Regions from separate parts of the Homo sapiens genome. Here region 1 is linked to region 2. Evidence: chromatin loops called from intact Hi-C (ENCODE). Cell type or tissue: heart right ventricle. All regions are shown on one strand. Each heading gives the region's core, and the rest is flanking DNA. Links, peaks and the distances in the headings are about the cores only. Region 1 overlaps NRP2 (neuropilin 2). Region 2 overlaps NRP2 (neuropilin 2).

Region 1 (17,171 bases), core at 7,309-9,808, 68 kb after region 2:
ACTGCCTGCACCCAGCAAACCTGTTATGATAAATAACTGTAACTGAAACAAAAGGTTCCCAAAGCAATGGTCATCTTAACCATGGAAGTGCACTCCAAAATATTATAGTCGGTATGTTTTAAAAGCTGGTCATGACCTATTCGACGGATTCCACAACCCAATGATGAGAGTGATGCGTGGTTTGGGAAATATCACAGACCTGGGCCAATTCCTCTTTCATAGACAAGGAAACAGCCCCAGAAGGTAGAAGTCACTTGCCAGAGGTCACTCAGCTGGATGAAGTCCACCTCATTCTTCCCCCCATCCCTTGCCCTTCAGTGCCATGCCCTCCCAGTCTGGCCAGTGGGACAGTTGCTAATGACCTCTTTCCTTCATTGCTCCCCAATCCCAACATGCCCCAAATTACACTGGTGATGGTCAGTGACAGGTTTCTTATTTCAAAGCCCTGCCTGGCCATTCCTTGGAAGATCAGAGTTGAGGAGCGTTCCCCTCTGCCCAGCCTCCTTTCCTTTGAAGTCTCTGACATCTGGTTTCAATTTCAGGGGTAGCGTTGCTGTTTGATGGGCAGTTACCTTGGAGCACCCAGTACAAACATAGTACAAACAGTATAAACACCGAGGCCTCGGTGCCCGCCGTTCCTCCACTTTCATTTACACGCCCTGCCCTCCGGTGCCTCATTGGCCCCTGGGTTTAACATTCTTTACACCAATCAGCTGACCCATTTTGCTACCTAACATTTCCAGAAACTGTTCTCCATAGGTCACGTGGCTATGTTTGCTTTTCGAATTTCCATCTGTTTCTCACACTCATCTTCGGTTCACTTCTTCATCCCTATCCCAAAGGATAACAGGAAAAATAATGGGCTGGGCTGAGCTGCTGCAGCTAAATACTTTGACAGGGCTGCTTCACCTGTTAGTTGGTTTGTGTTTCAAATAATTATGTTTTGCCTTACTGCCCCATAGTTTGCTTTACAATCGAGTTTCTATGACACAGTGACAAACTTGAACTTACAAATTAGGACACTTCGAGGTTATTTGCTATTTACTGTGAGCAAAAGGCAGACACAGCAAAGGGAAGTATGAAAGGTTATGTGCGTAGTATTTAATAGCAGAAAGGTGGGAAGCCGACCGTGAAAAAGCTATTCAGCGTATTTAGCAATTTCCTCCAGCTCCTGGCTTTATTAAATGGTATCCTGAAGGGTGCCTGACAAAGGCGCCTAATCACATACAGTAGTGCAAAGGAGCATGTATAGAAATGAGAGGGACAAGGCACTGGCATCCTGTTGGAGGACAGCTCTGGGATGAAGACACCACCCCAAAACACATGGACTTGAGCACCAGTTTCCAGAACCCCTTTCACCCCACCCAGGGCCTGACTCATAGCTCCATTCACTCCCTCAATAGTTGCTGAATGAATGACGGGCATGAGCAAATAAGCAAATGAATAGGTGAATGAATCACCTAGAGCTGAGGTCAAAACCCCCTGCCTGCAGCCAGGTTTGGCCTAGCCAGGGTTCATTGTGTGCTACTTAGTATAACATTTTTAATAAGTTGCCAACATGTAGAGTCTGGAGATTTTACTTAGGGATTTTTGCTTTCTTGTTGGGGGAAGGAAAGGGGGAAAGATTTGGAAGACCTGGCCTGGCCACACTGGGCCACCTCCCCTCCAGGCCCCAGTCTGCTGGAGCCAGTCATGGAGGCCACCTTTAAACCAGGCATGTAAGATCCCAGCTTTCACCACCTCCTCTCTCTCCAACCTTCCCCTGCCCTCACAACCACGTCTGCTTTCCTCACTTACAGTAGGTGTTTGGATCCAGGAAACACTTGAACTTGCCACACCCTGACCTAAAGACATAGCCCCAAATCACTTTCACCATGTAGGGTCTGAGCCTCTTTAAATCCATATTCCCGTCCATCCAGTTTTGTGCAAACATGAGCCAGAGTGTGCTTTGGTCCTTCCTTGGAGTCAGCGTCGCCTGTAGCCCCCTCCATTATTGTCTCGTGGCCTTTTGTGCTAAACTCGGGGCCTCTGCTGTGGAGTAAAGAATGTGGGTTTGTGTCCCTACCTCTGTCACTGCTGGTTCTGCAACCCAGGACCATTCTCATTCTACTATGGTGATGCCCCTGACTTCGTTGACAGCACACAGACATGACTTCAGAGTTCCGTGCACATGTGTGCATCTTCTTTCCCTTCTCTAGAGATGTTTGGCATCTTCCTCCTGCTGGGTTGCAACACAGGCTGCTACAGCATTCTCTTATCTTCCTTTGCCCTTACACAGACTCCAAGCCCACGGTAGAGACGCTGGGACCCACTGTGAAGAGCGAAGAGACAACCACCCCCTACCCCACCGAAGAGGAGGCCACAGAGTGTGGGGAGAACTGCAGCTTTGAGGATGGTAAGCACAAATTGCCTCCAGATGGCATGGGTGCGGACTAGTCAGAGTGGGAGCTGGCCTGTGGCTGGACAGGGACCTAGTGGTCCCCCAGATCAGAGATCCAGGGGATCTCAAAGAAGTGGTAAGAGAGGTGGGGGCACTTAGGGGTTTGGGGCAGTGGCTGTTTACAACCAATGTAGAAGCATTTGGATAGTGTAACAACCAGTACAGCCCTACTGGTGTGAACCCACTAGACATCAGGTGAGACAAGGATGACTCCAAAGAGAACTCCTCTTTTGAGGAGTCTCATTTGTTGAGCCCTCACTATCTTGCTTGTCTGCTAAAGGAGAACCATTCTTATCCTTAGAATTCACAGCTCTGATAGTTTTTCCTGTTAAGCTGTGTGTGTATGCTACAGCGAAGTGAAGATACGGCAGTCATCTGGGTGATGGAGCGCGATAGTTGGGTTAATCCAGCAGTTACCTGTGACTTAATTGTGTTTCCCTGTGTCTTTCACCGCCACCAATTTGAGAAAGTATAACAGTGATGATTCTATAAGATAGTGCACTGTATCCTCTATAACTGGAGTGCAGATCAGAGACAAAGGCGGAAATGTAAAAAGGCATCTTCAACCGTTCCCTCAAAACTCAGGGGCTCCGCATTTCTGGATGGGTCCCATCACATGGGAAATTCTTTTCATTTATCTTCGGAGTATATCCAAGTTAGATAAAAACAATAATTGGCAGAATCCAAAAGTCAGTCACATTTTAAATCATACTGCTAAAGTCACCAAGTATGAGGACATTTATAAGAAACCACAAATTTTGGAACACCTGGCATTTTGGCTAGAATGTTAAGCTTGACAGCCTCAACTTACAGTAAATTACTGATCATTATTAAATGTTCATTAAACAAAATGAGGGAAGATTGGCAAAGAGACTAGAGAAGTGATGGAGACATAAAGATATAGGTAGATGGCAAAATCTGTGGAACCTGCAAGCACAGCCGTTTGACAGTTAGAGGAACTACACTGATGGAGTGGATGACTCCAGAAAATGGCTACAAAGAAGAATGGGAGGAAAGCCAAGAATAAATGCTGAAGTTATGTGACTGAAAAAGCAATAATTTAATGCATATGCTTTGGGGATTGTGCTTTCATATTATTGTGTGGGTGGGGGACACTGTTGGTCGGGGTTAGTTGAATACAGAATTCTGACATTTTAATGAACTTGTTTTTGTTTTATGGAGAGAAGAAGGAGACTTGGAGAATCTTCCAAGACATGTTTCAGATAGTTTGAGAGCCAAAAGTGGAATGCATAGGGAGTTAACATACGATATTGGATTTACAGAGTTAGCTTGTTGGGGGACCTGGAGTGGGGGTTCTAGCTAAATGACAATCAAAGGAAAAATTAAGGGTTCTGCTGCAAAATTTCAGAAGTTTATTTTTAATATGATTTTCCCGTTTCTAGTGGTTTGTTTCATTTGAGGTTTCTTTGATGGTTCCTCCCTTTTCTTTTTGCAAAAGTTTTTTTTGTAGAATTTGGTTCCTGAGATACAGTATACATGTAAACATTACAGAGGATTTATGCTATATTGAATTACTTCGTATTTTTGAAGAGAAAAATAGAAATTCAGAAATTGTCAGGAGAAGGGGTGGTAAAGGCTAAGGGCTGACTTTTCCAAGCCACAGGTTGATGCTTCTGTAATAGATTCCATGTGTCTCTTCTAAACTCAAGCTGACTTTGGCCAAGGGTGGGCAAACATTAAATATCCTGTCCTGGAAAGGGAAGGCATTTACAGGGCCTGGTGGCAATCTTCCTCCTCCCTCTGACGCCAGCAGTGCCCTGCCCCCCATGAGGTGAGCCCTCCTCACCCCTAGGGTGAGTAATTTGTTTCTACCAGTCCGTGGCTCCCTTTAGACTTCCTAACCTGCATTCTAAGCCTTCCCCAGGGAAATTCCTCTCTAAGAACCCTGGGAAGGGAAGTGAGAAGGGCAGAGACCCCACTTTCTCCCTGCTACCAACATTAGCCAACATTTTTCCACTGTCTCCGCAGGCACTGCCGGCAAACAACCAAATCTGGGTTCCCATTTCCTCTTTCCCCACGTCCACACCACCCCCACTTAGTCACATATTTGGCATTAGCTCATACTGGATTTTTGGAGCTGGGTGGAACCTCAGAAGAAACTCTCTTGGTTCTGTCTTCAGGCTCAGGCAGGTGAACCATCAAAGCAGACAGGACACCACTGTGTCATTAGTTCCTGGATTCCCATAGGGAAAGCATTCTCTACCTCCCGGGGTCGCAGCCTCCAGGGATTCAGCATGATGGGAAATTATTTTTCCTCCTGGCCAGCACTGAGCTGAGAAGCTGGCTGGTCTGGTCCCTTCGATTTGCTCTTACCATGCCAAATTTCCCACCGGGCATACCTCCCCATGGAGATGCTGGACTGTCCCAGTCTTCAGAAATAGAGACGGATCACAAAGAGGTGAAGTGTAGCAAACAAGCCTTCCTTGTTTCTGAGGTCACTTTCTCCTCACTGGGCAGAACCTCCCAGGGATTTCAGTCTCTCTGGATGCTAATGGGCTGCCCCATCTCCTCTGAGAGCCAGGTTGGCAGGAGATGAGATAATACTTTTTTTGGGAGCCAGCCTTCCACCAGGGCACTGGGGAGACATTCTTCTCTGGCATTTAGGGAACAGCAATTTTCACATTTGTCTGCTCTCCGAGGTGGACAGAAGAGGCTGATTAGAGCCTGAAGCCATTTGGTAGCCTCATTCATAATTGCTTACTATGGGAACCACTGGCAGACTTGGCTTTCATGCCTGGGAAGGATGAGACCAAAGCCTGACCCGAAAGCCAGCGATCGCCAAGATGAGTTAAATGAATAAGCAAAGGAAGCCACTTCTTTCTCTGCTCTCCACTCAGGCCTTGCCAGCCATTTAAATAGTACCACTGTGGCTGTTCTCTGAACCCATTTCATTTGCCTTCCTTTGGGTTATTGTTTTCCCCTTTTAGACAAAGATTTGCAGCTCCCTTCGGGATTCAATTGCAACTTCGATTTCCTCGAGGAGCCCTGTGGTTGGATGTATGACCATGCCAAGTGGCTCCGGACCACCTGGGCCAGCAGCTCCAGCCCAAACGACCGGACGTTTCCAGGTAAGCCAGCTGTGAGTGAAGATATGAAAGAGTTAAGGCCAGCTTGTTCCACATACTTCAACCCCAGATTCCCTTACAAGCTTCATAACTTCCCACCGCACAGCAATCCTCTATTCTTTGCCCACAAACCACCACAGTCTTTGCTCAAGACGTCACCTCAAAGAATAGCCAGTTGGTGGTTCCCAGCCTCTCTTGTGATTACAGCACAGCCTGGAAGCTGGGAGGGAGAAGCGGAAGCCAAGATAGAAGAAAGAGGAGAAAGAAAAAAGGGACAATTGGGAGGCCCTAGGAGATGGGGCACGAGTCAGTGTCCTCTTGTTCCCATAGCCAGCACCCACTGCTATTATCACAGAGCCCCTTGTCAACTTCGAGCTGGGTACTGTTCCTAAAATGGCTCATTGGGAGATGACTGGCCTTGAGTTTGATTTATACGTCTCTGAGGGTGCCACTGCTTCTACACCAAGTCAATTTGAGGGACCAAAATGCTGCCACACCCATGGGTATCTAGCAGAGCTGCCTGGCACTTGGCCTCTAGAAGAGTATTGCTGTAAGTCCTGGATACATTGTTAAGCCCACCATTTTAGTTTCAGAAAGCCAGATTTCAGAAGCTTCTCCTGGCACTGCTGACAAGAAGGGGTTGCCTCTATCCCTTCTAAACAGGTAGCAAGAGTTGTCTGCTATCTCTGCTGTTACGTGCTTTCACAGCAGTATGATGGTAAATGTTTAACAATAGGCTTTTTAGGGATTAAAAAATAAACTGCTTTTTAACGTTTGTCACTTTCAGTGGTGTAAATACCCTTACCATAGCTGAGCTTAAGCTACCAACACAACATCAATGGAGATGGAGTTGAGAAGTCAGTAAGAGAGCATTATATAGTTTTTTTTTCCATTGTGCAAATACAGTAGACAGAAATGACTCCAGAAGTATAGCTACTGATAAAATGTATTAAGATAACTAGCAAGTGTTGAGTTTTGAGGATTTGTTACCTTTGTTTTTTAATACAATTTATTGAATTATAGCTTTATATAATTTAATTTTTACTAATGAATACATTTAACAACTGGCTTGCAAAACACTTGACAAGCAGCTCTCACAAGCTGGTACACCTTGGATCTAGCACAGCACTGAGTGACTTTGAATTCTCCTGTACTTCTGGCCTGGACCTGAGACCTCCATAAGCACTGGAGAGGAGAGGGGTGAATTCCGGAAATTTAGTAGATCAGTTTGCCAGGGTACAATAGGAAAAGGCTAGAAAATAAAAGAGGGAAAGGGACCTTCCCTTCTGCAGGCTTCCTTAGAACTGCTTCTCACCCCAAGCACTGGCGTGTCCCTTCTTCCCGGTGGGGGCAGTGGGACAGATGCTAGGAGAACACTTGGAGCTGGCCTCCTGACACAGTCCACACTTGCTTCCCTGGAGGGTCACAGTGCCTGATCCGGAGAAAAACATTTTCATATTTCAAGTGTTTATCTCTTCAGCATTTGAGTGCTCAGAGAGATTAATATCTGAAGATCACCACAGCCTCAGGCAAAAGAAGAGAACACTTACCCCAGTCCAGCCTTAATCACCCTCCCTTCTCTGTTCACTGCAATAATGTTTAATTAATATAATGAGCCTCCTGCACGTTGGGAAAAAATACTTATTTTTATAACCCAGCCTGGATTTTTCATTTCATTTCCACTCCTTTGAGACTGCATCCAATTAATTCATGGTTGTTCCCAACCCCCATGTTTTATCTGAATGTAAAGAAGGTTTGTGGGGTCTGTGTAGGTGTGGGTATTCTAGTGTTAATGTGTGTGTGCATGAGTGTGTTTGTGGTTTCTGTGCATGGGTGTGTGTGTGTGTCTGTGTGGTATGTACCTCAGCAGAGGCGCTTGGAATAAAAGGATATAGCCGGGGTCCTCTGCAGGCTGGGGAGGTTGGCTGGCTCTTATTCAGTGTCTGTCCTCAGGTTCATTCTAATGATTCTGGCCTCCTCCCTTGACTCTTCTAAGCATATTTTCTCTGGGAGTGTCTGAGGGCAGCCCTACCCAGGCCACAAGGCCACCAATTACTGAGTCACAGCTCCAGGGGAGCTTAAGTGACCTCCCTTTGACCCTGGCCTGGACCTCTGTTTCTTCACCCGTTCACCACCGCCTCCTCCTCGTCCAGTCCTGGCCTTCACCCGAAAGCCCCTATGGTTGACCTTTGCTACTGGTTGGGAATTCTAGTCTTTGTCCTCCTTCCAGTTGATTCATTATACCCTGTGGTTTGGGAGGGCTTTTCAGAGCAAGCTCACAAAGTGGGCAGAATTCCAACCTTTGGCTGAATGGATGGGGACAGAGAGAAAATTACGGCCATAAGGAACTGCTAAATCTAATGTTGTTCCTCCCTTAAGATATTGAAAGGGAAAGTAATTATTTTCCTATTCCAGAGGAATCCCGAAGTTTGGGAAAGTGGCACTTATAACCTGCCTCCAGGAAACAAAATCATAATATTGTTCTCAGAGCCCTTCCCTCTATCCTCTGATGACTTTATGAACCGTTCTCTGTATTTCCCATTTTCCTTCTCCCTACAGAGCTTGATATTGGGCTTTAAGCAGGAGAGGAGAGAAAGCCCTTTCTGTTCAGGGTGGTCCTTACTTCTTCTCCATAGGGAAAAAAAAAAAAGGAGGGGGAGGCCCTGAGGGGATTGGGGAGAAGGGAAGCAGCTGGCTTGGTTGGGGGCAGAGCAACTGCTAATGGGTTCAGAGCGGCTGGCGCCCACAGAGTCAGCCTGAAAGCCTGTTGTGTGCCACACTTTGCCATCCACAGAGGGGACCGTCCCACTCTTCACGAGCGTGTGCCATATGCTTCATCCCCTGATGAGATAGGCAAACAGAAGTAATGAAATTTAAGAAAGGAGGTGTCTCTGTCAAGTGTGAGGGGCGTCAGGGTGAAGAGAAAGGTGGATGGGAGAGGAGCTAGCCGTGTTGAAGTACCCAACACGGGCCCTATGTGGAAACTGCTTACATTCCTCGGATATTTTCTGATTTCATTATTTTCTCATATTTTCTTTCTTTTTTTTTCCTTTCCTTTTCCTTTTAAGTAAGCAATTAGTTCTGTTCTTTTTGGCCAGTGGTTGCCTAAGGCTGAAAAGCACCCACTGGTTTCATTCCACTGTTTTTGTTTTTCAAGATAGTCTTTCAAGCCAGTCAGAATTTCTGTTTTTAGCTCTTTGCTTGTGGCTTAGCTGCCTGGAGTGTGTTCACACCAGCCTCTGGGGACCCTGTTCCAAATTCAGTGACCCCTGCTAGCTGCGGAGGAACACTCAGTGTTCTCTAAGAGGCCACTTTGGCTTTCCTCTGTAGTGACAATGACATAGGAAGCACCCCCTTACTAGGAGATGGCATGTTTCCTACATTCTCAGGTGCTTTGAACATAGACAGAGTTTTGAGAATGATCAAAGCCCAGCCTTTAAGAACCGAGACAAAAACTCATAGGGCGGGCAGGTATCTAAAGCTGCAGCATTGAATATTGTAGCCATGAGCCATGTGTGGCAATTTTATTTTAATTAATTAAAATGATTACAGCCAAAACTTCGGTTCTGCTGTCCCACCAGCCACATTCCAAGGGCACAGTAGCTACACTGTATTGGTCAGTGCATAGACAGGGCACGTCACTGTATACACGGCATCATCACAGAATGTATTGGACAACACTGCTCCAGTGCTTTGGACACTCACATGAGAGCAACCACCAGGGGCCCTTGATGATTCTTTAGTTCCCTGGTTTTGGTATGAACCAAGAAGCAAGTAATGGAGGGATGTGTCTTCTGTGGGATCCCTTGATGGAGTGTTCAGTGGCTGGTATCTTTATAGCTGTCTCATTCTCCCTCACTAGATAACTACAGTAAAGTAAGCAAGTAACATGGCATTAGATGGTGTAGGAACTATTGCGATTAATCAAAAAGAGCATTGTAAGTAAATATTAATACTAAGTAAGGTCAATAATCATCATCATTGTGATTGTTGTGTCATTTTTATTGTCAGGAATGAGACAAAGAAGATGAGGTAAAGGGTACTAGGCCAGGTCAGCTTCAGAATCCTCCAGTGTGTGTTCCCCCTAAATCTGTGCTCTTTTATTCGTGGGTTGGCCTTGTGAAATCTGATTACAGTATTACTTCAATGACTTTCAATCATGAAAGTGATAGAAAGAAAACAAGCGAAGCTGATATTGAACAGAGCTTTGACTGCCTGGTCAAAGCCTATGGGATTGAGGGAACAGAACCTTTACTCTAGGCTCAAAAACAAGCTCAAATGGGAGTAAGTCGAGAATCTTAATGTTATAAAATACCCAAATTTTACAAACAGTGGCTGGCTATTCCTTCAAATGTAAGAAGTAAGATTGTTAACACCTCACTGGGGCTATTTTGATGCAGACTGAGCCATTGAATGAATTCCGTTAGAGTGGGAGACCTTAGCCATGATTCACGGTGGAGGCGCACACAAGAAGATTAAGTGAAGTGTGGATGGGTATGGTGAGTGGATGGTTGCAGAGAAATCAGAGGAAATAACTGATGAGTGAATTTACTCATAATGGGCTTGATTTTAGACAGTGAGCAAGTGGTGACTGAATTGAAAAGCAACTCTGAGTTCAAAAGATCAGGTGGGACCGATGGCAGCAAACAATCCATTGAATTGCTGTTAGATTGAACTGTCTTCAGAAAGAGGTTGCTGTGGCTTGGCTGGGGCACAGACACTGCAAATCCAGAGACAGAACTTCCTGGGCTCTGGACCATGATAGATAATTAAAGATCAGGAGCAGCTTGGCTAAAAGAAAGCCAATAGTCAAGGAATAATTTCAACTGGAAAAGAAAAGGATAGAGGCCCTTCTTTAAGGAAGGTAGAAAAACATCCCAGGCTTTGCAGAAAAAAATAACAGCAGGAAGAAGCTTTCTTTACCCTTTTTTTTTTTTTCCTGCAAATCATGATTGGTTGAGTCCCCCAGCAGTGTGTGGATTGATAACGAAGGGGCAGAATGACAAGACAGCCTCAATGGCAAAACCTTCATGAAAGCCGGCAGAGTGAAAAAACAGCTCTGGGTAGATTCCTGCAAGGGCTAGGACTGAAACCTTCATGTCCACAAAATGGTCTATTGTAAACCTTGAGAACATCTTGCTAAGTTTATCCAAAGTCAGTGTTTCCCTTAACTGGTTGCTAATTTGAGGACCTTAGCAGAGATAGGCAGACCTTGGAAGGCCAGCTGAGGGCTGACTCATGTTTTAAGCATGGACTATGCAAAGAGACTACATCTCCTACAGCACTAAATATTCTTTCAGATGGTCGTTCTAGTAGGAGGGCAAGATGCTAGCCAGGAGATGTGCGTGTTGGACAGATGGTGTGTTTGGCTTTGTGATAGCCAGGAGGATCAAGCTGGTGATTTATTTCAGGGTTTGGTGAGGTGTAGACACAACTGATTCCATTGCTGTTGGGCCAGTCGCAGTCACGTGTTCACATGACACTTAAGCAGCTGAAGCCAGATGCGGCCGTAAATCGCCAGGTGAAATATCAAGAGACCTTTCCAGAGACAGCAGCAGGTTAAAATGCTGAATGGCCCTGTCCTCTGTACTTCCTCTTCACCCTTTTGAACTCCTGTTGTTCATTCCCAGGCGATTGTTTTCCCTGTATCATTGGCAACAACAGATGTTTTGGGTCAAGGACCCAGCGAAATGCCTCCCAAGTATGTCAGGTCCAGGAGGAGAGGAATTGTATCTCTGGGACATTATTTCTTCAATCTCTTTCAGCAATGGAACATATTTCCTTTCCATTGTCTTTTTCTTGGAAGCTGTCCATTGCCGGCATCATAGCCATCAGCTACAAGAACAGGCAGGGCTGGTTCTTAGCTGGTCAGTTGTCACGTTCAGGCGACCTCTTGACAATCCAAAGGGCTTTACCTCAAGGTTCAAGTAAATAAAAAAGTAGCCCCCCGCCCCCACCATACCAGCTCTTTTGACGGTCCAAGTAATCAGTAGCCACTGTATACCTAGAACATCTTCTGTGTCTGACAGTGGTGGGCCATAAATCGGGAGATTCCAGAAGAACAAACTTCAGTTGCAGCACGTGTTTGATCTCAATATCTATGTGTGGGTGCCATGACTTAAAAGAGCTGAAGCATTTATAATAGCTTGGAAGAAGGGTCAGTGGAAAACCAACACTGCCCTAGAAAGTAGACATTTGAACCATGCCCTAGGAAGTAGACATTTGAAGGGGCAAGGGTTCCTAGGGAAGCAAAGACTACGAGTCTTAATTCTTCACAAGTGAAAATGTCTCTAAGTTGGAAAACAGAAATTGGCTATGCTCCATCAGGGGTAGAAGGAGGAAATGTCTCTAAATGACAGCAGGAAAACTTTAAACTGAATTTAAGAAGTTTCTGATGGTTAGGGTTGTAACCTAGAAAACACACTACAGACGTGGCCTATGGAAACTCCTTCTCTGGAGAATTTAAAGCAAAGGGTGGACAGCTGTTCTTGGATGCTTTTGGCACGGTTCCTCCGGGAGGCAGGACTGGCCTGCCCTAAGATCACTTGAGGTCCCACTCTTGTTCCAGGATCATGTAATATTTTATTTCATCTACTGTGAAGCAACACAAAAGACCTGTGGTGATGGAAAACTTGGGGCCGGCTGGTTTCTGGAGAAAGAGCAGATAAGGGGAACCAGTCTTTGTCCAGAGAACATCTTTACTGCCCTCATGCCAAACATACTTCTTTTTGAGTCTTGGATTGGCCTTCCTGGGTTATTGGTGGTCTTTCTATCCTTTTTGTTTCCTAGTAAAATAAAGGCAAGCATAGGAGGGAGTGTGTAGAGTGATATTAATAGTAACAACTTTTCCTGAGCTCTTAATGTGTCCTTGTTACTGTGCAAAGCACTTTACATGGCTCATTCCATTTACTCTTCCCCCAACTCTATGCAGTAAGACTGTCTTTGTATCCATTTTACAGATGGAAAGACTGAGGCTTTAAAAGCTTAGTGAGTTAGGCTGGGAGTCCAATCCAGATGAGAAGCTATGCTGTGGCAGGTTTACTGAGTCCAATGAGGATTCAAATCCTACGTCACTCCAATTCTCTGAGCCTCAGTTTCTTTTTGGTGAAAATGGAGAAGATGGTATTTATTTTGCAGAGCTAGATTTCACAGGGAAGGTGACATCAGGGGAGGCAGGTAAAGCCTCCCGTGTGATCGCGCACAGGCAGCAGGTGTTCAATGTGTTCATTCCTTTCCCCCTGCTCTTCTTCTCCCTTCCTTGGGCTTTTCCTGGTCTGAGTCATTCCTTCATGATGTCCCTGGTTCTAATCAGGCCTCTGTCAGTGACAGGCGCTTTGCAGCTCAGCATCTCTCTGACTGATGTCTACTGCTAATTCCTTAAATTTACATATCATCTTTCTTCCCTGGAGCTCATAGCACTTAACAGACAAGTGGGGCACAAATGATTTAACGAAGTGAAATCCAGAGGCCTGCTCGTCTGGAGATTCTGCAGACTAGTGGATTAGCTCAGATGTCAGCACTGAATTATGATCCTTCAGCTGCTTGTGCTAAGCATGTCACTAGCATTAACTCCCTGGTCTTGCAATGTTCCCCTAAATCATGCATAGAGATTGTCATTTTATCGTGAGAGGGAGATGGGAGAGAAGGAGAAAGGAGAGAAGAGGGGAAGGGGCTACCTGGTGGGGTGGGTCACTGGAAGGGGCAGACTGTGAAACCTTTGGCCTGGCTGTGCCTGGAGTTTCAGTAACAGGAAGGGTAAGTAGAACAGACCCAGATACAATCCATTCAGCCCAGTTCTTCACACTTCCACACACATTTCACTTACCAAATTCTAACCATGATGCCATGATTTCCCTGCCGCTTAAGAATGTAAATTCACACAAGTGACAGTATCTCTGCCAAACAATTTTCAGGCAGCAAGTGGGTCTTATTTGTGAAACTGTGAAGGAAGAAGGCTGAATAATAAATCTCTAAAATCTGGTTTCCTTTATATATGAGGTGGCAACAGTAAGGGCTTGGAAATTACCGGAAGCGTGGGAGCATTTAAAGGGTTCTCACTGGTGTCTCGGTACACTGGGTGCTTCCACAAGCCACCTTGTCATTACTGGTGCACCTCACCTTTGAAAGTGGCTGTTGGCTTGGGAGGGTAGAGGGAATTGTGAAGGGATTATATCTAAGGGATTATGAGAAGCTAGCTGATTCTCCTGTCCTCATTTCCAATGTATAGCCTCATATCATTCTTTAACCGTGTATTTATCATTCTCCATTCATCCATTCATTCATAGAAACAAAATTTTCTTGAGGAGTGGCATATATATAGCACTATCTAGGGGTAGAGAGAAGAAGCAATGTTAAACCTTATTATTTGTAAGACCAGCATTTACAATATAACTGGGGTGATAAAAAAGACATGAAAAAACCAGTTAAATTATAATGCCAGGCAGTGAGTGATTACCTGCTGAAATCCATGGAAAATGGCCTGCCTGAAGTCCTTTTAAAAACATAAAATCAGCAGTACAGTCAGTAAATGCTAGAGTTGTTGAGAAAAGAAGCGGATTAATGTTGCATGTGCCAGAATAGTTAGGAGAAGAACTAGCCAAAGGGACGGGGTAGATGGAGTGGTTCAGGGAGTGGAGAATTACAGCTAAGAGGAGAAAAAGCAGCAACGGGCCCAGTGGGGAAGCCAGTTTGCCTCAAACAGAGTGTGATTGATTGCAAGGACTTGGGGCAAGCTACCTGCAGAGCAGCTGAAATAAAGAACTTATTGCATGAAGGTGGAAAACCTGCAGTCAGGGGTCTCGGCTCTGCCATTGAAGTTGCCTCTCTACCTTGGACAAATCACTTTAACCTTTCTGAGCAGTTTCTTCATCATGTGCAAAGTAAGGTTAGTAAGTCCTATCTCACAAGGATATAGAAAGGATGACATGAAATATTGCATGTAAATGTGCTTGTAACCTGTAAAGCATTATGCAAGAATGAGCTTTAATTATTATCATTAACAGCAGTAATAGTAAGATCTGATAGGGGAAGCATAGGTTTAGAAGATCTTTGAGGGTCTGATTTGGCATCAGTGTATCCTCCCTCAGCAGACACCATTATTAATTCTCTTCTGTAGACAGCTGCCTTTTAGTTATCTGTGCTGATTTTGGCCTTGCAGAGGTCACACCTTGTAGGGTATGTAGACAGATGTGGCTTTGGATGGTTGAAGAGGCACAAACTGGAATCCCATATACGCATACTAAACTGGTCTCATTTGACTTCAGGGAAGCATAGCTTCTGAAGCACTAATCCCAGAGAGCCTAAACAGGAAGGAGCTTAGGGGAGCAGGGAGGTAGGTGAGGCAGCTGGGGAGTCAAGAAGGAAAGAGCTGTTTCTGGGCCACTGATGGGAGGTCCAGCACAGGCTCAGCTCTCACCTAGAAAGTTGAGGTCAGCAGGATTAACAACAGCAAAGCAGTGGTCCAGGGAGTATTGCATTGATTCTAGGCTCTAGAATCCTAGCCCATCTACCCTGACAAGTCCAGGATATTCACAGTCCCTGTGGAGTAAGAAAGCTCTGTGCATCTGTCCCAGGTTAACATGACCTCACACTAACATGATCCTAAGGCATCTGACGTGCCCACATTCCATGCTGCATATGTGGTAGAAAAGTGGCCCTGCCATCTTGCAGAAGTATTCAGCCTAAGACGCCCCTATGTTTCAGGGCCAAAAAGAGGTACTGAGATTTCCTCACCAAATGCCACCTTGTTCTCTGTACAAGTGGCCAGAATGGTCCTGTACAAGTTGGATTTGAAGGTGCAGGTCACACCTGTGTTCTGCAAGGCACGTAGTCTGCCAACAGCAACAAGAACTCGGTCTTCCACATGAGTGTCTGATGAATTTGAAACTAATCAGCCAAAAAGGCCATTCTCCAAACATTTGGATTGGTAAACCCTTAATTTCCCAGAACACATATATTCTCTGCTAAACACACAGCCTTTGTTAATGATAATGACAGCACCTTTATCACTGGAGCCATATGTGCCTGGCTGTCTCAGAAAGGCCAAGTTCAAGCCTCCCTGAATCATCCCTTTCAGCTCCCACCCTCTGTTCTGTTTGAAGGTGACACTGGGCTTCTGAGTCACAGTCACTAGAGCCCAAGCATCATCTAGGAGCACTGATGGAGACAGAAGGTTTTAAATGTCAGCCATTTGGACAGTGCCCAGCCAAGATGGCCAGGGCTGGAAGCATCAACCACCTGGTCATAGTCACCCTCCAATCTAGCAGCCCCCCACCCCCTATAATCTGTCCCCTTGTAATTCAGTTCATCAGATTGCACTGGCCCTTTGGGTGAGTTAATGATGAATAAGATGTGGGTCTGGCCTCTCAGAATCTAGAGGGAGAAGAAGGGCACGCACACAACCAGCCAAGACATAAGGCAGCTGTGCCGGGTGCTCCATGTGAAAGAGATGGAAAGGAAATGATACCGAGAAATAGGCAGGAGGGACCGATTTGACTTAGAGACTCTTAAGAAAACACAGCATTTGAATCAAGGCTCTGAAGGAGCCTTAAGAAAGGGTCACAGAGCCTGGAGAACAAGGACATGAATAAACCAAAGACACCGAAACTCAGTCCCAACTTTCCCTTGGAGAGGCCACAGCAGCACACTGGTGTCTTTCCCGAGTGTTTATGGAGAACCTCTGTTTGGGTTTGTTTCTGCCAGATGACAGGAATTTCTTGCGGCTGCAGAGTGACAGCCAGAGAGAGGGCCAGTATGCCCGGCTCATCAGCCCCCCTGTCCACCTGCCCCGAAGCCCGGTGTGCATGGAGTTCCAGTACCAGGCCACGGGCGGCCGCGGGGTGGCGCTGCAGGTGGTGCGGGAAGCCAGCCAGGAGAGCAAGTTGCTGTGGGTCATCCGTGAGGACCAGGGCGGCGAGTGGAAGCACGGGCGGATCATCCTGCCCAGCTACGACATGGAGTACCAGGTGGGGTGAGCAAAAAGGGAATCTTGTGATCCGTATTTCAATATTTCAAGGGCCGAGCCCATTCATCGTTAGGGAACGTGGTTAAGCGCTACTGTTTTCATTGTGTTTCTCACGTTGCCATGGCAACTGAATGACACTCTTATTTGTTATTCAGAATATGCCTATCTCTACACCCAGACTTGGTTCTTTGTTCCTCCTGTTGCCTTTTATATTGCTGAAATCTTCTCCAACAAATGTTTCTCCTCTCCATTTTATTTTAGATTGCTATCAGGTAGGCTGACAAAGGGACACAGAAGCCAGAGAAATAAACACAAACAAACCCTCCACACACAAGGAAAGAGGCCTGTGGAGCCCCTTCAGATCTGGGGAGGAAATAGGATAATCTCCCAGACCTGTCCCAGGCAGCAAGAACACAGGAAGGGGAGCGGGGGCTGTTGGCGCTCAGTGGCCGGCAGACATGAGAGGCTCCAGAGTGAGTGCTCTCTCTCTCTCACCAGCTCCCGGAATGGAGTTCTGTTATCTCTGCCCCACAGAGCAGGAGACTGAGGCACAGATGGGTATGTTCAGCCGTGGTTGCAACTTGGGTAGGAGTAGACACACTGTGGAAGAGGTGACTGAGAACCAGCCAAAGCATTAACCTTCTCCTCCCCAGACGAGGAGCAGCAACAGATGGCTGGTGCA
Region 2 (14,915 bases), core at 366-2,865:
AAGCCTCCGCGAAGTTGGCCGCCTCCAACTACTCCATGCTTGTGCCCTCCTCCTCCTCCTCCTCCTAAGGACACCCCCAGGGAAAAGCCTGCGGCATTTCTTCAACGCTGCCCTATGCCGGAAAGTTAGGTCTCGGCTGCAGCGCTGGTCTCTGGAGAAGCCTCTGCCTGCAGCCGCCGGCGAGTTCCCGCCTCCCCTCCCCAGCCGCCTCGCTCTTTGCTTTTCCACGTGAGAAAAAGAAATGTTCACGGCCGATGCTTCATTTTCACTGATTGATTTCTTTTTAATATCAACACAAGTTAATGGAGGCAAGGCGCGCTCTGATTGAAGGGCTGCCCCCGCCCTTCGACTCGGGCTGGCTGTGCCGGGGGTCTTTCCCACCGGGTCGCAGGCGTCCAGCGGCTGGGTGGCGGGCGCCGGTAGCCCTAGTGTTTGGAGGTGGGGGAGGGATTTGGAATAGACTTGTCGCCCCTCTGGGAATCATCTGGGTTGGGGAACCTTCGGGAATCAGCTTTCCAGACCAAGTTTTAGGGGATCTTGCCCATATGCGTTGCGGCTTCTGCGGCTCCGGCTGAATTTCTTCTAAAAGATAGGAGATCCACGCTCAGGTTTATTGGCGTGTGCTCCCTGCTCGGCTCCCCTCCCTCCACTTCCTGTTCTTTCGGTTTCAGACAGAGAGGAGAGCCCCCTGGCGCTAGCCATTCCCGATCAGCGCCCACTACGAACGTCCCCTTTGCTAGAGTTAATCATGATCTGCGGGGGGACTGGGTTTTGCTCAGAAAATCATTCAAGTCCTGACAATGGGTTTCTTCAAATGGTGGCAACTCCCAGGCCTAATGTCCCCACCTCCGGGACACATCGCTTGGGGCCAAAAGAACCCAGACCCCATAACCATCTACCCCTCCCCTCCTCGTCTGGAGAGCTTTGATCTATGCTTGGGTTTTAACGCCATTGCCATGGACACGCGCAGATTCTCGGTCAATTCACCCTTCCGTCTGGACTGGATGATCAGATAAGAGGTGTAAATTGGCTGTGGGAGACAGGTCTGGGTTCAGACAAATCCTGAAAGAGAAGCAATGACGGTCTAGGCGCCGGATAAGGGTTTGAAGTGTTTCTTTTAGCCTGTCTCCCCAAAATGTGAGATGGCCATTGGCGAGCATAATAATTTGCAAGTAAACTGTAAACTCCTAGATTTTACGCAGACGGCCTGCTCTGGGCTCTAGGGATTGGTCTCATGCCCACATTAAATGGGTACCCAGTAAACATTTTTCCCCCGTGATCAGCTCCTGGAGGTAGGGAAGCTGTGGCCAGTTGCCAGCAGAGCACACAGTGCAAGACAGTGGCAAGAGGAGCACTCCCCAAAGGGCCCCGGGCAGGCCCCTACTCGTCCAAGCGGTGCCTGGTGGAATTGTGAATGCGCCAGTGCACATCAGGTTTGGAGTTTTATGTCATCCCATAGAGCCCTCAGACATTAAGCTACGGAGCACTCAACTGGCAAAATGAAAGATTGGAAGGCTGCAGTGACTGGAACCCAGGCTACCCAGACAGGACTCCTGCTGTCTACCAAATGGCTCTGATCCCCTGCTGTTGAATGTATCAAGTCCACGTTCTGCAGCAGAAAGGCCAGTTCCTATCTTCCAGGCATAGAAAAAGCTAGGAATCCAAATGCCAATTCATATGCAGTGAGGCACGAATACAAATGACAGTGAGGGAGGGGTCTGGGGTCAGTGAGGAGAGACACCAGGGACCAGATGATTCTGGGGACCCTGGTGTTTTTCATTTCACTCAAGTCTTCCCTAAAGCAATCAGGAAAATGAACTGACTCAGGATGACCTGAGTGTAAGACAATTCTGAGTTGACAGAATTCAAGAGCCAGGTAAAGAGGTTTCCAAATATATTCTCCAAAGGTCCAGTTTGGAAAGACTTTAGGAACTTGAGCTGAGATCTTCCTTTCTTAAAAGATAGAGCAAAAGAAGAATATCTTTTTAATTTCTTGAACTGACAAGAAAGGACTTGAAAAGTGTCATCTGGGCAATGGCTTGTAGTGTTATTAACATATTTGAGGTATTTTATTATCTGACCATCACTTGCAACTGGATAATCTTTGAGATACCTTCCTTGAGTGGCAGATAAGTATATTGATCACCAGAAGTTAGTCTTTGTACTGTTCCTTCCAGGTAAGGACTTGGCTGTTTGCTGATTTTTGTTTTTTAATTAACCCATTTCTGGAAGATGCTGCAGAAGTTTGTCCTGGAGAGCTACAGTATTTTTCAAAGCTTTATCTGCCTTGATGAGAAATGGTCAGAGGCTTAATGGTTTCATTGCCTAACAGGATTCAGTGGAGTAGGATTCCAGGACACAGTGGCCTTGTATCATGGCTGGCCCTCCAGGAGAAAGCATCTTCTAAAGGTTTAGGAAGCTGTCAAGTTTAGATAAGGCTGAGCTCCGATCCTCTGGGACCTTGGTTGTATTAATAAGGAGAAATTAATTTTTAACCACTGGGAACATTGCCAAATTATGTGACCTTTGGCAGACCAGCTGTGCTATAAAAATAAATCCCCCATTTCTGAAAATGCTACTCCTATCCAGTAGAACAATAACAATGTGGCATTTAGGATAGAGAAGAGTAGGATTGAGAAGAAAGGAGAGAAATAGGAGTTGGCAAAAAACAAAAAAACAAAACAAAACAAAAAAAACAAAAAAACCCTTCGATGTTGTGATACATGGTTTCAGACCTGAACTTCCTATCCATCACCCGCCCTCCCCGGCCCCATGCCTAGGGTTTCCAGAACACAGGAAAGAGGGCCAGGATGACAAGGAGCTGAGTGCCTGTGTGTACAGGGAGTGGAGAAGGTGTTAAGTGCTTCCAGCCCACTCACACCCCAGCCTCAAACACATCTCTCATTGTTCACACAGACAGAGTACTGGCACAGGCAGAGAAAAGGGGGTTTTCAAACAGGCAAAATATTTGTCTTTCCCTAAATGCTACCAAGTAGGTTTGCCACTGAGAAGTTTTGTGGGGATCATCCCTGGCCTTCCCAGCTTCTGAAACATGGGAACTAGACTGCCTGGGTTTAGAATCTAGCTCAGCCACTTGCTGGCTCTGTGATCCCAGTATCCTGTGTGATCAGATACTTAGTCTATGTGCCTCGGTTTCCTTGTCTGTAAATGTGTTTGGTAACAATACCTACTTCATAGGGTTGTTGGGCTATGTCAGATTATGTAGAATACTGTTTGGCACATATGAAGCCCATTCTGAAGTCACTGAATCTTTAAAACTGTTTCAGTGGGGTTAGTGGAATCTCGTGATCGTAGAAAGCACACTATAACCATTGTGGTAAGTTGATTTTTATGAGATTTAAAAAATAATTCTTATTCTCAGTTCTTCCACCACCAAACCTCTGTGTTTTGTAAGCACCATATTATCTCTCGCCATGCTCTTCTTCAGAGAATATTCTCTGCTGAGTTCTTATCTTAGATTTATGTCTCCCTTGCATTTTTTCCCTCCTTCTTCCTCTGTTTTCAGTATTCTTACCTCCTATTTTCTTTTTAATCTCTCATTTCCTTTCCTTTTCCTCCCCTTCCATCCTTCAACACTGAGAGTGTGCTCAGCAGGGAACACCGTGTTTAAGGCGCTCTCCCGAATGTGTAATAACTTCTACTCTGGCACTAAGGCCCTTCAGCAGCTGAACTCAAAAAAGTCATCATAAAGACAAAATAGCTTTTACCCAGCAAGGGTCTTAATAATCCCATTTCCCTCTGGGTCTTCATAAAGGAGTCATTATCTAATCCAGAAAAAAAGGAGGGGCTGGGAATAACAAAAGAGAAGCTCTCGGTAGCACAGAGTGCACGAGGCTGCCGGCCAGCTGAGTGCACGTGGCCGTGGTACCCTGCTCCCGCCTCCACAAATCCTGCGATAACCAGTAACCAGTTCTGGCGAGTCTTTCAGCAGAGAAGATAATGGGAATTGCAAATTACTAGACCGAATGCTAATAATAATTGTTTGGATACAGGAGAAAAAATAAAACAGATGTTCCCCAAAGGCATTCTAGGGGCTACAGAAAGGAAAATGAGGAGGGGGTTGAGTAAAGAGAGGTTTGCTGAAACCAAGCACAAGAAAATCCAATACCAACAAATGGCTTAGTGATGAAGTAATAGTCAGCATCTTCCTGGTGGTACAGATAACCAATATTTAAAGTTGCCTTTGGAAGTGTGGGGGTTGGAGTGAAGGGGACAAAACCCCTGAGATAAATTAATTTTACTAGTATTAAAAATAAAATGGCCGAGCATGGTGGCTCATGCCTGTAATCCCAGCACTTTGGGAGGAGGAGGTGGGCAGATCACCTGAGGTCAGGAGTTCGAGACCAGCCTGGCCAACATAGCAAGACCCCATCCCTGCTAAAAATACACACACACACACACACACACACACACACACACACACACACACACACACAATAGCTGGGTATGGTGGTGGGCGCCTATAATCCCAGCTACTTGGGAGGCTAAGGCAGGAAAATCGCTTAAACTTGGGAGGCGGAGGTTGCAGTGGGCCGAGATTGTGCCACTGCACTCTAGCCTGGGTGACAGAGTGAGACTCTGTCTCAAAAAATAAAATAAAATAAAATAAAATGTGAATGTGCTTTGAAATTTATCATTATTATCTGCTTTAGGGTGTTCTAGGAGACATAGTTCGCACTAACTCTACCTTGACCTACTTGTGACTAGGTATTATTATCCCAGACAAGTTATTCAAACTCTCAATTCACCACTAAGAAACATTTGCACTTAATAACAGCTGGGGGTGGGGAGGGAAGCGCAGTAGCTGTGGCCGCAGAATAATTTCTGATAGAACTCTCAGAGTCTGTCCTATCTAGTGATACCTTTGATGTTCCTTTGGTCACTTCTTAATTGGTTAATTCACCAAATCTTGATGAGTCTGACTTTTGGGAAAGGTTCTGGTTTGATCCTGTAAGACTTGCCAAAGATGGATCAGCAAGGAGTCATGACCTCAAGTTGCTGGTGGCTCAGTAGACTGGATGAGGCCCTCCAGAACTCTCACACATCTCAGAAGATGCTAAAGAGCTTCAGCCTCTCAGATGCACAGAGGAGAAAGACCACTCCCAGTATGGGAGAGGAGAAAGGGCAGAGGCAGCCTGGAGTGAGAGAGTAGGTGGGATTTAGAGCAGGGAAGGGCATACCAGGGGAAGGGGAAGGTGTGAGTAGAGAAATGGATGCTGGGTTGGTTTGGGGAACACTCAGAAGCTGCAGTTTAGAATGTATGGTGGGAAATAATTGCAAACAAGATTATAAATAATAGCTTGGGCTCAATTCAAGGCCCAAATTGCTAGGCAAAGAGGTTTGGGTTTCACTTGCTAACCAATGGGGAGCCATTAATGTTTCAACATAAGCTTCAGTTAATCAAAATAAATGAAGACAATATTATATTACTTTTTTTTCTCCTTTGGTTTTTGGAGAGACCTCAAAATTATTCTTCTGTTTCCTTCCCCAAATGTCTCCTAAAATGGTCAGGAATTGTAATCCCAGATCTCTCATCAATGGCATCAAAATTGCATTTGCAATGAGGGCTGGAAAAGAGAGGACATAAATATAAACTAATGACATTATATCGGCTGCCCTATTGGAATTGCATTTGTTTATGATATAAGATGACAAATAATAAGGTTAACACAGGTGGCATGATTCGAGGTCAGGAGAGGTAATCGCATCAAACTTACATTTTACCGATTAAATGAGGCTTCATTTTTAGAATCTAGATTGAGGGGAGAGATGTTCAAAAGGCCCCATTTCCAGACCCAATTTCCAGTTCTCTCCTAAGTGAATTCATTGGAGGTGTTTTAAGAGAGGGAATTTGCTTCATTCTTTATTCATTTCCAAACTCATATGCTGGCTTCCTCTCCTGCTCTCTGCTTCCCTCTCTCCTTCCCTCCTAGATGGCCCTTTTATTCAGATTTTGAACTTTATCATTTCAAAAGTTCAGAAGGATTTCCATTTGCTGTGCCTTCAGGAGTGCATCATTCACTGCCACCAGTCTCCATAAATTGAGTAGATTGCATCCCTTCCCAGTTGCCTTAGGAAGTGGTCAAACAGCCACATTCCTGGGCTGATGGATTGGCTCATTTCTTCCCAGCTTAAGCCAAGATACAGATTTTATGAGACTGTCTTGTGACAGGCTGAAGTTGCTTTGAATAAAACAAAATCCAGCCTCAGCTCACAGAAATAATTCTTAAAACGCAGCTTATCCCGGGTTGGTGAGCAAAATTTGGTTAAAACCCTGAGCCAACGACTTAGATGATCTGGGTGAGGGATTTGAAGAAACTCCTTTTGGTTTTTCTTTTCATGCATCACTGTTGTTGACATGCTCACACACAGAACTGTGTATCCATAATATTTATAAATATGCAGCCACAGACTCAGTTACAAAAAGAAACTCGTGTTAGTAGACCTGATGTGATTAAAGGAGACATTTGAACTCTCCGTAATGCAAGACAGACATGTTTTCTGAAGAATCCTGGAGTTTGGTTTCAGGCTTACCAAGCAGATAGAACAGGGGTAGCACCTTGAGTAAATGTCTTATTGTCTAGGAGGGTAGAGAATCTTTTGAATTCTTGGCTCAATCTGTGGGTTATAAGATCTATTCCCCACCTCACTACATGGGCTTTGGATTTTAGCACTGGAACTGACCTTTAGAATCACCCCTCTCATTCTATAGATGAGAAAACAAAGGCTCAGAGTTGTCTACTAGCTTACCCAAGGTCACACAGCTTGCTAGTGGTGAGACTAGACTTGATTACTAGGCTTTTAAATCCTGCTCCAATGCTATTTCTAATAAACTTCCTGGTGGAGTAAGTGGCAAGGTGACAACCTCCTTTCTTTTTAAGTAGAAGAAAGAGTTTCTTCTTTGCCTTGCTACCAATAATTAAATGAAAACAATGCTGTGGAAATAGGGACAAAGTGGGATTATGCTGTAGATAAGAAATAAATTATAAAGTAGATAAAGTATATTATTTTCAGAGGAAATGAGACCGATTGCTTTTCTCCACTAAGTGCCCTCAGGTATACATAGGAAATAGATGTCTCCTAGTCATCTGCTCTTTCTCTTTTCCATAGCATTTTAAAGTAACAGGGAATGGAGATGCCCCATTTAGAGGGTTTCAAACCATGTTCCAGGAAGCCCCAGTGGACTTGCAGAGAAGCCCTTCTGAGCTGAGGGCAGGAACTAGGAGGCCTGGACACTACAATGCTTCTGGCTACCTCCCTCCCAGCATCCAAGAAGAGCTCCCTTTTATGTTCTTTGTACATGGGAGGTCTAGGTAGAGTTTTGTTCAAGAAAAAAAAAAAGTACTTCAAAAAAAGCAAATAAATTTGAAAGCTACACACCTAATTCAGTCCATTCTTTGAATTACAGTTTGTGAAGCTGAGCCCCAGAAAGGTCAAATTGAGTGAGTTAAGAGTTGGGTGCCATCTCCCATCTTTCTGCTAATGTCGATCCCTCCCTTTCCTGGTAACCCAGTCCCATCACCCCAGACTCACCTTTTACAACAACTGGGCCCTCTAATCCCACATTCAGCCAATGGCCAAGTTTCCCTGGTTTCGCCAAGGACTTTTTCCTTCAGTTCAACTAAAGCGAGGGATCTGATTGGTCTTTTACCAAGCTGTCGTGAAGTAAGCTATAGTAATCAGATTATCTGCTACAGTCAGGCTTCAGTATTTAGCAAATATTATTGTCAAGTTCAGGTTATCCAGTGTTCCTTTAAAACAATGCCAACTACATTTTTCTAGAAGGCAGACCAGATTTTTAAAAGATCTTCTTTTCCCATTCTTAATACTTCTTAAAAATTAAATATTCGCAAGGAAAGTGATTGGGTTCTGTAGGAAGGTGAGTTCCTAAGTGAAGGGGTACAACATCCCTTTGCCTTTTCAGGGCTATGTTACCCCTAGGCAGAGGCAGATGGTACTTAGACTACCAGCAAAACAACAATACTTAAGAAGGAGAAAAAGAGCAAGACAGAAAGAGTTTAAAACAATCTGATATTTTACATTTCAAATAAAAACACCTAAGTAGTACTTATAAGAGGAAAATCAGAACTTGGTGACTTCAGAACTTAGTGTTCTCTTTATTTCCAATTACATCTGGAGCTGTCACTTTATTCCTTTCAGCCTTGGGCCTTTCTCAGACCTGACCTGGCTCATCCCTCAGCCTTCCCTCCCAGGTATAGGAGAAAATGCTCTAACAGTCCAAGCCTGGATTTTGCTATCTCTCTTCGGGTGATGAATTTGCCCCAGGTGAAAGGTATTCACAAAATAGTTGCAGAATGAAGTCTTTTGTCAACTCACCCAGCGGGCTCAGTAGCTCAAACAGGGTCAATTTCCCCTCTGTACATGGAGATTGGCCTTAAGGGTTTTGCCCTTGAGTTCAACTCTCCTTTGGCTTAGCTTGACTCCTCTGAAACAGAACAGCAACCATGTATAAAGTTCATTGTGGAACACAATAAAGACCTACAAAGTAATGGATGGTATAGCTCTTCAGAAGAAATTTTAGCTAATTTCTATTGGGACATGTTTGTATTTAGGAAATGATGTGTCCCCAACCCTAGAAAGGAAAGATCAGTTATCAAGAGGAGAAGTAGAATGATTAAGTGTGTTTTCTTTACAATTTTTACTGATATGTTTCAAGAATTCTGTTCTCTCCAAGAAAAATAAAAACAGAAATTCTAGTATTTATCTTTGTGGATATATGTTTGTGCAAATGATGTGTGATATTTTATGAGAAGGTGTGAACGTATGTATAGGACTAAAGTGTGAATTACTGATATGTATATGTACTTGAAGTATGTTCAATATCTATGTTTGTGTGTGTTTCTGGGTGTGAATGCAAGCCAAACAAGAATGTGAATTTATAAATTTGTAAGTATTGAAAAGGTTACCAACACACAACTGAAGCAGATGTTCTAATGAGTTCTCTGATACTTCAATAACTGCCCTGATTTTCTCCAGGTAAAGAAAGGATAGAAAAAAAGCAATGGATGACTCCTTTTTCTTTTGGTTTAACAGCAGACAGTACAGACTATCAGCTATGGGATATATATATAGTTTAATTTTTTTGTGTGGTGGTGGTGAAGAAATGATCACTTCTGCTGTAGATGAGAAATTAAACCTTCCTGCGAAGAAGTTTCCTGTCTTTATTGCTGATCTGTGTGCCTGGTCTAATTACTAAAAGTTTAAACCTGGGGTGTGGGGAATTGAGGGAGAAAAGTTCCCCTTTCAAGAGTAATTGGAGAGAAGTAGAGGAAGGGATGGGGAAAGGAGGGAGAGAGTGTGGGTAGGGAGAGTGGAGAGTATGTGGAAACCATAACAGTTACTAAACAGGAGCTCAGCTCAGGTTTCCTCTGACGAATTCCAAGGCAAAAAAGTGTGGTTTGGGGTGAGTTGGTGGCAGGGCTGCAGTTTTCTGCAAAATATCTGGCAGAGGAGCTGGACCCGGTAGAAAATTCCCCCTTCTGCTAGTTGAGTAAGAGCAGCTGGTGATCTATGTCCTCACACCTCTGCCTTCTCAGAGGACCACTCCACCCTATTTCATGTGCATAAGCCAGGACCAACGGGCCTCAATTTGGCTGGCTAGATGACATTAGGTTCCCAGCATGGGTGAGTGGTGTGGGCACCTGGAAAGCCTATGGGTATTGGCTGCAGAGGAGCTGGGCCTCATGGCTGGCCTCATGTGGTCTGGGTGGGAGGGATGAGCTCATTGTCTTCATGGGCTGGGGTGGGTGCAGGGTCATTAGGTAAGAAGATGATGTGCTGTGTACCAGCCTGAGGAAACGGCTGCTTTTGTTTTCCACCCAGTAGGAAATGGACCTGAATTCATTCCATTCTGGGCAGTTCAATACGGCACAGTTTGAGCTCGTGGAGGCTTGATGCCGAAAAGGCTACTTGTGTGGATTTGTGTCCCAACCACCCGTGTGCAGCGTGCCCATCTTTTATGCATTTAAAGCCTGTCAGGCCGGTAGTCTAAAGCAGAGGTCTGGGAGATAGTAATGCCAACAGACATGGGGAATAGTAAAGTGCACCTGTAGAGTTAAAAAATGCATGACCTGTTCCCTCAAAGAGTGAACACAGGAGAAAGACCCATCCTGGAGGGCGGCTGCTGAGTCGTAATACATAATTCACGGGCCCATGCTGCTCCATGCAGATGGCGATATTAAATCGTGATTGATGCTAAGAGACACACACATCTCAGGAAGGTCTCCGAGAGGCTTCTGAATATTTCCATGTCTCATGTGCCTTCCCAGCTTCTGTTCTACTGTGGTATTTAAGCAAAACTCCCTATTTCCCAAGAATCCCTGCTGGGGATTGCAGAACTTTACTCCCGAATAGATGAGATTCCTCAAATGTCATCACCCACCTTTGGAGCCTTTGAAGGTGGCTCCCTTCCCTCCCAGGCCACATGAAGCTGTCTGCCTCCAGCCAGGCACTGCAGGTACAGGGAGCCAGCCCTTCCTGCAAACGGCCAGTTATGGCTGGACAAAGCAGCAGCACACTCTGGTGGTGGTGACCAGGCAGGAGGGACAGTGGGCAGACAGCGCAGAAGAAACAGATGTTCATTCAACACAAAGCACCTTTGTCGAAATTCCAAGGCTAGAGCCAGTAGATTCTCTAATACAGATTTTTCCATTCGGTGTATAATGAAATAATAAATCAAATTTGTGGTATATATGGAATTAAATGTTTGGGGGGTTTGCATTTTTTTTCTTAAAAAAAAATTTAAAAAGGCTGCAATCACCCTCCAGGGCCTGTTCTGGCCCAAAGCTGAAAGTGCTTCCTCTGCACCACATGTAATTGTTACCAGGCTCGCTTGTGGGTCGGCACCACAAAACCACCATTGTCAGTTCCCAGAGCCCTGACTGCTGGCTGCCTGGGCTGGGCTGGGAGACACCGAATAAAATGAAGGATTTATGAGATAAAGATAGAGATAGGAGGTTGAATGAGGAGAGGAAGATGGGCCAAGGAGGGGAGGCAGGAAAGGCAGGGAGGCATGTTGAGTTTGCAGTCCTCTTGTTTTTTTAATCACAGACCATGTAATTGAGAATATTTATGGCCATGTTCTGGAATACTTTCATCTGTGTGTGTGTGTGTGTGTGTGTGTGTGTGTGTAGTTGGGTGGGTAGGGGGAGGGATGAGCCGGAATAATCTCTTCCACCGAATGAGTAAGTAGGTTAGTCTTCTGGACTGCCATAAAAGGTCTGTAAAATAGTTTTAATCAGACACTGGTACAGAAGAGAAGGAGGGAGTGTGGGGGGAAGAAAGTTGTAACATATTTGAAGTTCTTTGGGTCGTTGATTTCTCTTTCAGACCCACCGTGCGGAGGTCGTTTGAATTCCAAAGATGCTGGCTATATCACCTCTCCCGGTTACCCCCAGGACTACCCCTCCCACCAGAACTGCGAGTGGATTGTTTACGCCCCCGAACCCAACCAGAAGATTGTCCTCAACTTCAACCCTCACTTTGAAATCGAGAAGCACGACTGCAAGTAAGCACCGTCCTGTCCCACTGTGTATCCCATCCATGAGATGCACACGCCCTGCCCCCACCCCTGCTCTTGTCACTTCTATCACCCCTCACCCCAAGACCTGCTGCTAACCAGTGGTGGATCCTGGCCCCAGAGGAAAACCTCAAGGGGCATTCCCTTTCCAGGGAAATAAAGGTGTGGCTGATCCCACAGTATGGTGGAAAGAGCCTTCTTGAGTGAAAAGTAGAGAATATTAACCTACCTCCAAAGGCCGGTAGTGGAGGAGAATTTCCATGTGGTGGCAGGGGCTGGACTACAAAACTCTACTCTTGACTTTGGGTTACCTTGCACTTGGAGATCTCCCCATTTCCACAGCTGCTACATGTATAAACCCCACCCACTTCCTTAATAAGATAGTAGCTGTATCCCCAAGTGGAGACTTCCCTCGCATCCAGCCACGCAGGATCAGCCTGTTACCTTATATAGCGGTAACTGGTTTTCTTATAGAAAAAAAAAAGGGTAAAAAAAAAAAAAATCTAAGTAGTTCTAAGATTCACATTGGTTCTTGATAGCTGTGCTACACAAGTAGAGTCTCAAAGTCAGTGTCATGGATTTATTTAACAAACACTCTTCTAATTGCATTACAAATATTAATCCATTTACTTTGCACAGTGGGCCCTGGGAAGTTAGTGCCATTATGATCTCCATTTTGCAAAAGAGAGAAAACCGAAGCACAGAGAGGTTAGGTCAGTCACCCAAGGTGACTCAGCTGGTCTTACAACATTGGTTCTGCCACCCTGGAAATGTGTGGCTTAGGAACTCCCAAGTGGACATTTAGACACTTGGGAGTACTTTAGAAATGCCATGTTACTACCGAGGTCCCTAAAAGTTAAGGTTGGGAAGCAGGCAGCATGTCTAGAATGCAGATGTGCTTTAAGCTGTCTACTGAGCTCCATCTTAAAGTCTTTTCTCATTGGAAATAAAGTGAGAGTTTTTGTGCAGAAAAGAATGTGCCAACAGTCATATTCTGCCCCAAATGAGCGCCTACGGAATGCTGTTACTCTGATAAGTATTCAGTGCTCCCATGTGATTCATAAATTGTCTAAGCATTCCTTGCTATTAAGCAAGGAATTGCAAATACTGAAAAATTAATAAGGGGGCCAGCTGGCAGGACAGGTACCAAGGAGAAGGCAAAACTCCTACAGGCCAGGTCTGGGCCAGCACTTCCTCATGGAGGAAACAAGGCCCCTCTTTAACTAGTGCTAGACTGTGAGGCTCAGTGAATTGATGTCATTATTATCCCCCTAGGGCTAATTTGCACCTACATAATGGTTTTCTCCTAACAAGAGGTAGCCTTTGTTGAAAACCAAAGGGTTTCCCGGATGAATGCCTCATGTGACGAAGAGTCATAAGATGAAGTTTCTAATCCCAGATCCACTCTTGACTCAACGGATGACATAGGGAAACTCATCAGTTCCTCTTTGTCTAAGTTACATGAGTACCCTGGATACATTTGCTCAGCATCCCAAGGCTTCTGATTCCCTGACAGTGAACTTTATCAAAGATTTCTGTTAGAAGAGCTTCTTTATAAGGTGTTTTGGGCTCTGATTCCTCTGGCTGGACTGCAGAAGGTTGGCACAAATGGAAGCATAATGTACAGAGAGAGCCTGGGTCTAAGCTCAGAGAAATTTGACTAAGCACCTTTCTCTACTAAGGGCCAAATTCTGTTATGCTTATGACAGCAAATCTCCCAAGGAAATTGCCAAGAGGTCATCCTATGTTGTATTCATAGTGGCAGAGGGAGAAAGCATGGCTTTTGGAAGGAAAAACTTAGGAGCTAGTAAGCATGGCTTAAAACATGTTGGGAAGGACGAAAGGCCAGAAAGGCCCTGCTTTGGGTTGCAGGGTACCCCTTCCATGGACAGGACTCAGTCCCAGAGATGGGGAGAACTGAAGGTTGCCAGAGACTCTGACAAGGGGAAGAAGAAGGCATTGCCCCTTGCTGGAGGTGGAGTAGGGGAAGCCAGCAATTTACAGGGTTATCTTCTGGCTTATCATCCTCGCTAAATCACTTCCTGTTTTTCTCCCCATTCCATGACCTCATGTGTCTGGTTTGAACCTAAAAAGTGAAGGAGGTCAGAAAAAAATCTTTCTGGGGTCTGTTTCTCCCAGTGCCAAACTGTCAGAGAGGCTCTGTTGGGATTAAGCCTCATCCACTTAACCTTGTCATTAATTCTCTGTTCCTCCCCCCATTTCTCCCCCACTCCCCATTTCTCTCTCTTTCTCTCTCTCATTAATTTTTGTATTTAGAAAGACTCATCTGGTTTTCTCAGCCTCTCACTCTTCAAGGTATTTTTGACATTTCCCCTGGCCATTTGCATTTGCCATAAATGGGCTTCCCCTCCCCACTGCCTTGTTTTACTTTCTTGTGAAAGGAACAATTAATCTAATTGAAGTCCTGGAAGTTCTGTCTTGTTCCGGCTCTCCCTCTCTCTTCCATACTGCATTTTCGTTCCAAGGGAGCTCCTGGGTTTGGAAAGCACTCACTCTCCAAGGAAATTAGCCTGCTTTCTCCTTTTATTTTGGGTGCATGCTTCAAATTGGATTTGGCTCTGCAGGCCCATAAGGTGGATACTTCCCAAAAGAAAACTGCCTGGGCTGGTCTTCCGATCACAGAGCACAGCAGCAATGCCCCAGCAAAAAGGGGAACTGAGCAAGAAAGTCAGGAGAAGCAGCCAACTCAGCTGTGGAGACAGAGCAGTGGTCAGCACACCCAACCTCGTGTTTGCCCGGGTTCTTCCTACGTGCAGGGTTAACTGCAAAGATTGCCCCAAAGCCTGGAAACAGGGCCCTGATATGAAAGAATTTATCCTGGGCTGTGGCCCCTGGGCCCTTGGCTCCCTGTATACCTTGAACTCTACATCCCAAAGGTTGAGACGGTTGCTGAGTAAACCCCAGATAGACCTTTTCCCCTAACCGTTGCTTATTAACTTTGTTCCATTGAAGCTTGCTGTCTGCTTGGAAAATTTCACTCACAAGCCGCAGCTTTGCCTGACTCAGTGCAATCCAAGGCCACCATCTCTGGTGAACTTCCCTTGACTCCTCCCTCCAGCCACTTGCAGAAATGCAAATCCTGGGCACCCACAGGCTGTTTGGGGGCCTGTATAGAAGCTGTGGGCAGAAACCAGAGGCCACTGTGGTACTGCTGGACTCCTGCAGCCAAAGGACAAAAGGGCGAGACTACGGGCCGTCTGGGCAAACAGAGAGAAGCCACTTTATTCCCTGTGGAGTGGAGGATGCTAGGATGTTGCTGCTCCGGCAGACAGAGGCCTTTCGCTTGAGTCATCAGCCAACAGACTGAATGTTATGGTTTTAGAAACCCATACAC

The links. Peaks named below come from ENCODE experiments on the same cell type or tissue, not always from the same donor. Only the 100,000 strongest peaks of a DNase experiment are listed, where the experiment ranks them.
Region 1: it touches region 2 in a loop (4-fold over the local background); 32 of 110 quality-filtered maps call a loop at or near these places.

Annotation. Positions count from the first base shown.
Region 1 is chr2:205,747,447-205,764,617 of GRCh38, forward strand. It overlaps NRP2 (neuropilin 2), which reads left to right. Exons shown (of 17, transcript NM_003872.3): 11 at 2,279-2,395; 12 at 5,389-5,529; 13 at 16,228-16,490. Among named protein-coding and RNA genes, the nearest start is that of NRP2, 74 kb to the left of the region's middle. RefSeq lists enhancers at 709-1,332, 1,333-1,956, 1,957-2,579, 4,839-6,038. In heart right ventricle, for the core only: no CTCF peak of the experiment used is centred there; a DNase peak (open chromatin) is centred at 8,765; H3K27ac peaks cover 1,699 bases.
Region 2 is chr2:205,686,174-205,701,088 of GRCh38, forward strand. It overlaps NRP2 (neuropilin 2), which reads left to right. Exons shown (of 17, transcript NM_003872.3): 2 at 11,371-11,548. Among named protein-coding and RNA genes, the nearest start is that of NRP2, 11 kb to the left of the region's middle. RefSeq lists enhancers at 9,291-10,125, 14,406-14,575. In heart right ventricle, for the core only: no CTCF peak of the experiment used is centred there; no DNase peak of the experiment used is centred there; H3K4me3 peaks cover 770 bases; H3K27ac peaks cover 2,257 bases; H3K27me3 peaks cover 247 bases.